2 separate regions of the Homo sapiens genome follow, and region 1 is linked to region 2. The links are chromatin contacts, found by Hi-C or POLR2A ChIA-PET in ENCODE. All regions are on one chromosome and are shown on one strand. Each heading gives the region's core, a stretch centred on a gene start or an enhancer-like site at or near the end of the contact. The rest is flanking DNA. Distances are from core to core; before and after follow the strand shown. Region 1 has its middle 17 kb from the start of LINC00868. Region 2 holds the start of LINC02080 (long intergenic non-protein coding RNA 2080).

Evidence for each region. Hi-C counts contacts between places; a loop is a spot of excess contacts on that map. ChIA-PET counts read pairs that join two places held with the same protein, here RNA polymerase II (POLR2A). Pooled maps may share reads with other maps.
Region 1: a loop to region 2 is called in a map with no recorded cell type, with 3 times the contacts of the local background. The contact joins the enhancer-like site here to the promoter of LINC02080 in region 2. A Hi-C loop is called at or near these places in 1 of 168 maps with a recorded cell type or tissue (Caco-2), 9 of 37 single-sample maps with no recorded cell type and 8 of 50 pooled maps. POLR2A ChIA-PET finds 5 or more read pairs at or near these places in 15 of 52 experiments (A673, H1, HEK293 and 9 more).

The regions. Positions count from the first base shown.
Region 1 is chr17:76,837,801-76,841,347 of GRCh38, forward strand. No RefSeq gene overlaps it. Among named protein-coding and RNA genes, the nearest start is that of LINC00868, 17 kb to the right of the region's middle. RefSeq lists enhancers at 352-1,076, 1,717-1,766, 2,017-2,076, 2,187-2,236, 3,491-3,547 and a silencer at 1,808-2,003. Within about 2 kb of position 2,125, at least 2 of the 41 ENCODE cell types and tissues checked have a DNase peak (open chromatin) inside an H3K27ac peak, as active enhancers do; they include OCI-LY7, where a contact is called at or near this core.
Region 2 is chr17:76,797,349-76,800,649 of GRCh38, forward strand. It overlaps LINC02080 (long intergenic non-protein coding RNA 2080), which reads left to right and starts at 1,696. Exons shown (of 3, transcript NR_110837.1): 1 at 1,696-2,196. It also overlaps a transcript of MFSD11 not described here.

The DNA of each region.
Region 1 (3,547 bases), core at 875-3,374, 41 kb after region 2:
CAGGAGTTCCAGACCAGCGTGGCCAACATGGTGAAACCCCGTCTCTACTAAAAATACAAAAATTAGCCGGGCGTGGTGGCACGTGCCTGTAATCCCAGATACTCGAGAGGCTGAGACAGAATTGCTTGAACCTGGGAGGCGGAGTTTCCAGTGAGCTGAGATCACGCCACTACTCTCCAGCCTGGGCAACAGAGTGAGATTCTGTTTCAAAAAAAAAAAAAGGAAAGAAAAGAAGAGGAAATTCAGACACACAAAGAGACAGCAGGGAAGGGGCACAGAGGAAAGACGTAGGAGGCCACCCAAAGAATGCCCGGGCCCTGTCTGGGGCTGTCCACCTTCGCCCTGAGCACACGGTGGAAGGAAGTGGCTCAGAGCCTTGTCACAGGGCCCTGGAGTGGGAGCCCTTTGCTTCTGGGGTCTGCTCTGGGCTGAGAAGGCTTGACCCTGTTGAAATGGCTCTGCTGGCCTGGACCCCCTGAGACAGGTTCCATTTCAGCTGGTGAGCTCAGGGCCTGGCCTTGGACATGGCCAGCGCCAGTGAAACTGGATCTAGAATAAGCAGAAAGACAGCTCAGTGCCATCTTTAACTCACAGTGCAGGGAGTGAGCCCAGGCTTCAGGGCAGAGTGCTCCCTCCGCTTGCTGACTCTCAGCCTGGGCTCTGTCCTCTGGGCTCCGGCTGTTGTAGGACATCCTGAGAAAGGGGTCAGCCAGGCCGTGAACAGTCAATGGCATAGAGGCCTGAAGACTCCAGTCCTTCCTCCTGTGATGATGACACGTCCTAGGTGACCACCCTTGAGCTGATGCTTCTTTTTTTTTTTTTTTCCCTTCGAGACAGAGTCTTGCTCTGTTGCCCAGACTGGACTGCAGTGGCACCATCTCGGCTTACTGCAACCTCCACCTCCTGGGTTCAAGTGATTTTCCTGCGCCGAGGGGCTGGGACTACAGGTACGCGCCACTGCACCTGGATAATTTTTGTATTTTTACTAGAGACGGGGTTTCGCATGTTGGCCAGGCTGGTCTCGAACTCCTGACCTCTTGATCTGCCTGCCTTAGCCTCCCAAAGTGCTGGGATTACAGGCATGAGCCACAGCGCCCGGCCTGATGCTTATTTCTTTCCTCTCATGGTCTACACTTCCTCCCCTCCGCTCACTTCAGTCCTCTCCGCTCTTCACTGAACTGGCCTTTGACAAGGTCTCTGATGAGCGACGTCACCTCTCAGCTCCAGGCCCCCCAGACAGCACATTTTTCAGGTGTCGTTTCTGAGCACTCAATGCTGGCCTGTGCCTGGCTCAGCTCTTGGCTGTCTTTTCTATCTTAGCATGGTCCAACAGAGGTGCTTTTTTTTTTGTTTTTGAGACAGGGTCTTGCTCTGTCATCCAGGCTGGAGTGCGGTGGCACAGTTACTGCTCACTGATGCCTCAACCTCCTGAGCAGCTGGGACTGCAAGCATGCACCACTGTGTTGGGCTAATTTTTTATTTTTTGTAGAGATGGGGGTCTCAGTATGTTGCCCAGGCTGGTCTCAAACTCTTGGGCTGAAGTGATCTGCCTGCCTCCGCCTCCCAACGTGTTGGGATTATAGGCGTGAGCCACCATGCCCGGCCCCAACAGATTTTTCTGCCATGTTGGAGATGTTCTCTCTGTGCTGTGCAACACAGTAGCCATGAGCCACGTGCAAGGTGGTCAGTGTGACTGAGAAACCGGTTTCCTTTTTTTTCCTTTCTTTTTTTTTTTTTTGAGATGGAGTGTCTCCCTCTGTCACCCAGGCTGTAGTGTAGTGGTATGATCTCGGCTCACTGCTACCTCTGCCTCCTGGGTTCAAGCAATTCTCCCCTGCCCCAGCCTCCTGAGTAGCTGGGATTACAGGTGCATGCCACCATGTCCAGCTAATTTTTGTATTTTTAGTAGAGACAGTTTCACCATGTTGGCCAGGCTGGTCTCTAACTCCTGACCTCAGATGATCCACCCACCTCGGCCTCTCAAAGTGCTGGGATTACAGGCTTGAGCCACTGCATCCGGCCTGAGGTTTCCTTTTAGTTTCATTTTAATGAATTTAAATGTAAATAGCCACAGTGGCTGCTGGCTGCTGGCTGCGGTGTTGGACAGCGCCTCCTAGGAGGCTGTTAATACCTGTGCCGTGCCTTTGTAGAGCATCTGCCGCTGTCTTCTGCATTTCTGTTCCCTGCGCTGACACCTCCCCTGAGCCCCCATGAGATCCATCTCTTCTTGACACCTCTCCTGGGTGCCTCATAGGCACATGGATTGAGCACGTGAAAATTCTCTGATCCCACCTTCCCCATCGCAGAGAACGGCACCTGCCACTGCTCAGCCTCCAGATTCAGGAGTTGCATTTGTTTCCTTCTTTCTCCTGCCCTGAGCCAGTCACCTGGGCTCGTCCCTCCAGACATATCCCAACCTACACTTCCCTCCACCCCCACTGCCTCAGCCCACTCCGGATCAGGCTGGCCCTCCCAGCTCTCTGCCTCCCCACTCCTGTCCCGTGTCCCCCAGCCCAGCAGCCAGAGTGACCCGGCTACAGCACAAATCCCAGCACCTCGCTCCCTGCACCCCTAACTGCAACCAGAATCCATCCCAGCTGCTCTGTGGTCTGGCCTGCCCAGCCCTCCCACCCCATCTCCTCCTTCCCCTTCTAGTTGCCCAGTGCTGACCCCTCCCAGGGCTCCTGCATTTGCTGCTTGGAACTACCTCCCTGGCACCTTTGTGTCTCCTCCTCACTCCAGTCTGAATTCAGTGTTACCTCCTCAAAGAGGTCTTGTCCCAACACTCACTAGCACAGCACGTCGTCTTCCTTGTAGAGAGCACGCAGCCCCTCCAGACCAGAGCTGGACTTCCACAGGGAGCATCAGCCCCTCCAGACCAGAGCTCTGTTCTCATCACTGTGTTCCTGGTAAAACAGTCTTGTTGGCCTCCCTGAGCCAAGCTCTCTGTCCCTTCCTCCCTCTCTTCTTTTCTACCTCCCTCTCTCCCCACCTGTCTCTTCCTCTCTCTCCTTTTCTCCCTCTTTCTCTCCCTGACTCCCTCTGTTCCCTCAGTCAGTCTCTTTCTCTCCTCTCCCCGCCCTCTTGTTCCCTCTCTGTCTCTCTCTATTTCTGTCTCTTTTCTCCTCTCTCCCTCTGTTTCTCCCCCGACTCTCTCTCTGCCTCTCTGTCTCTCCCACTCTCTGCTTCTCTCTCTCTCTCTCTGCCTCTCTTTCTCTGCCTCTCTGTCCCTCCCTCTCTCTCTCTGTCCCTCCCTCTCTCTCTCTGTCCCTCTCCCTGTCTCTCTCTCCCTCTCTGTCTCTATCTCTCTCTGCCTCTCTTTCCTCTCTCTCTCTCTCCGCCTCTCTGTCTCTCCCTCTTTCTCCCTCTCTCTTTTCCTCTCTCTCTCTGCCTCTCTCTCCCTCCCCCCACCTCTCTCTGCCTCTCTGTCTCTCCCTCTTTGCCTCTCCCTCCCTCTCTCTCTGCATCTCTGTCTCTCCCTCTCTCTCCCTCTCTCTCTCTGCCTCTCTATCCCTCTCTATCTCTCCCTCTCTTTCTCCCTCTCTGT
Region 2 (3,301 bases), core at 446-2,945:
GAGGGTTCCTCCCTTTTTAAGCAATATAGGGATATAGGGTAACTTCTGGGCATTGCCACGGCATTTGTAAACTGTCACGGCTCTAGTGGGAGTGTCTATTAGTATGCTAATATGTTATACTTAGCATATAATGAGGTTGAGGATGACTAAAGTTCCCTTTAGTCGCTGTGTTGGTTTTGGTGGGTTTGGGCTGGCTCTTTTTCTTTTACAGCATCCTGTTGTATTTATTATCAGGGTCTTTATGACCTGTATCTTGTGATACCAGTCCTGAGGACCTCCTGTCTCATCCTGTGACTAAGAATGCCTGACATCCTGGGAATGCGGGGCAGCAGGTCTCAGCCCCATTTTACCCAGCCCCTATTTAAGTTGGAGTTGCCCCAGTTCAAATGCCTCTGACACTACCCCCACTTACTTCAGATGCCAGTCCTAAATCCAGGCCGTCCATACTTCTTACTGACCAGCTGTAAAGGGAGGGGAGTTCCTATAATCCCCAGCTCATATTTGATAATTTGCTAGAATGGCTTGCAGAACTCAGGAAAACATTTTTTTTTTTGAAACAGGGTCTCACTTTGTTGCCCAGGCTGGAGTGCAGTGGTGCTATCATAGTTCACTGCAGCCTCAAACTCCTGGGCTCACGTGATCCTCCCACCTCAGCCTCCCGAGTAGCTGGAACCACAGGTGCGCACCACCACGCCCGGTTAATGTTTTAAATAAATTTATGTAGAGATGGGGTCTCACTATGTTGCTCAAGCTGGTCTTGAACTCCCACGCTCAAGCAATCCTCCCACCTCAGCCTCCCAAAGTGCTGGGATTACACGTCGGAGCCACCATGCCTGGCCCAGGAAAACAATTTACTTAAAATTGCCAGTTTATTGTAGAGGATACAACTCAAGAAGAGCCAAATGGAAGAGATGTGTAAGGTGAGCTTGGGGTGGGGATGCAAAGCCTCTATGCCCCGTCCAGGGATGCCACCCTCCCAGCACCCCATGTATTCACCAACCTCGAAGCTCATCACGTCTCCAGATTTGAGAGATTTTATGCAGCTTAATGGCAGCCTCCTCCCTGCCCTTTCAGGAGATCAGTGGGTGGGATGAAACGCCCAACCTTCTAATCACTTGGTCTTTCTGGTGACCAGTCATTTGTGAGACTATATGGGGACCCCACCCTTTGTCACCTCAGTACATGTGTTATCAGAGAGGCTCATAACAACCAAAGACACTCCTGTCTTTCAGGAAATTCCAAGGCTTGTAGGAGTTCTGTGCCACTGAGGACAAAGACCAAATATATTTCTTATTATATCACATCTAGTAAAGGTCTGAGCCTCAAGGTGACTCTCGGGAAGTGGTTAGCAACCAGTGAGCTGTTGCTCTATTATGATTTAGAAAATAAGGAAATGAGGCAGGGCATGGTGGCTCATGCCTGTAATCCCAACACTTTGGGAGGCTGAGGCAGGAGGATCACCTGAGGTCAGGAGTTCGAGACCAGCCTGACCAACGTGGCAAAGCCCCGTCTCTACGAAAAATACAAAATTAGCCAGGCATGGTGGCACATGCCTGTAATCCCAGCTACTCGGGAGGCTGAGGCGGGAGAATTGCTTGAACCCAGGAGGCGGAGGTTGCAGTGAGCCAAGATCGCACCAGTGTACTCCAGCCTAGGCAACAAGAGTGAAACTCCATCTCAAAAAAAAAAAAAAAAAAAGAAAATATGGAAATGCAATAGATTCAGAATCATAAGATGTAGACACAGAAGGAATCTTGGAGAACATTTAAAACTTAGGGAACTCTTGAGACAAAATCTCACTCTGTCACCCAGGCTGGAGTGCATTGTCACGATCTTGGCTCACTGTAACCCCTGCCTCCCAGTTCAAGCAACTCTCGTGCCTCAGCCTCCCAAGTAGCTGGGATTATAGGTGCCCACCACAATGCCTGGCTAATTTTTGTAGTTTTAGTAGAGATGGGCTTTCACCATGTTGGCCAGGCTGGTCTCGAACTCCTGACCTCAAGTGATCCACACACCTCAGCCTCCCAAAGTGCTGGGATTACAGGTGTGAGCCACCACGTCCTGCCTTATTATTATTTTTGAGACACAGTCTTGCTCTGTCACGCAGGCTGGAGCCATGTCAGCTCAATGCAACCTCTGCCCCCCTGGATTCAAGCAGTTCTCCTGCCTTGGCCTCCTGAGTAGCTGGGATTACAGGTATGTGTCACCACGCCCGGCTAATTTTTTGTATTTTTAGTAGAGACTGGGTTTCCTGACCTCAAGTGATCCACCCACCTCGGCCTCCCAAAGTGCTGCGATTACAGGCGTGAGCCACTGCGCTGGGCTCATGGTTCCTAATTATATCGCAGAACCACACCTCTGTGTCCCAAACATTATTGCAAAGCATTTCTCTTCTCCCACCTTGTTCCCACCCCCAACCTTGCCCAAAGCTTAAAGCTTACAAGTCACCTAAATATTCTATTAGGGGAAAAAAACTCCAGCATGTTTTATTATCTGATCAGATGCATCATCTCATACCCCCTTTCCCCATGATTTCTCCTGCATTTCTTCTTGCTATTCCAGCCACTCCTATAGCCTTTTCTTCTCTTTTTTTCTTTTTCTTTTTCCTTTTTTTTTTTTTTTTTTGAGACCGAGTCTCCCTCCGTTGCCCAGGCTGAAGAACTGTGGTGTGATCTTGGCTCACTACAACCTCTGCCTCCTGGGTTCAAGTGATTTTCCTGCCTCAGCCTCCAAAGTGGCTGGGATTACGGGCACCCGCCACCACTCCCAGCTAATTTTTGTATTTTTAGTAGAGACGGGTTTCACCATGTTGGCCAGGCTGGTCTCGAACTCCTGGTGTCAAGTGATCCACCTGCCTCGGCCTCCCAAAGTGATGGGATTACAAGTGTGAGCCACTGTGCCTGGCTTAGCCTTCGGTTTTGCTATTTTCTCTTTTTACTAAGTATCTGGCTAAAAGGGTTTTCTTGGAGCTAGTACTGAAGTGGTATCCTTAAGGGAGGTAAAAAGTCCAAAAGCTGGCTTAAGTGTCCAGTAAGGAATCACTTAATTTGGCACAGAGGGAAGCATTGCCTCTGTAATGGTCACCTATGAAATCCTTTCCAATTAAACAGCCTTCTCCTTTGTGCTGTAGTCTCTTTGTATTGGTGTGGCCATTTGTCTGTGGGTAATAGCCAACTCGCAATGGATTGTTGCTGCTATTAATCTTTTTTTCAAGAAAGAAAATGACACACATAATAACCTGTTTGAAAAAGCCCTTTAATGGTACATTATTATTTGTTGTCTGGCTACAGAACAGTGAGGG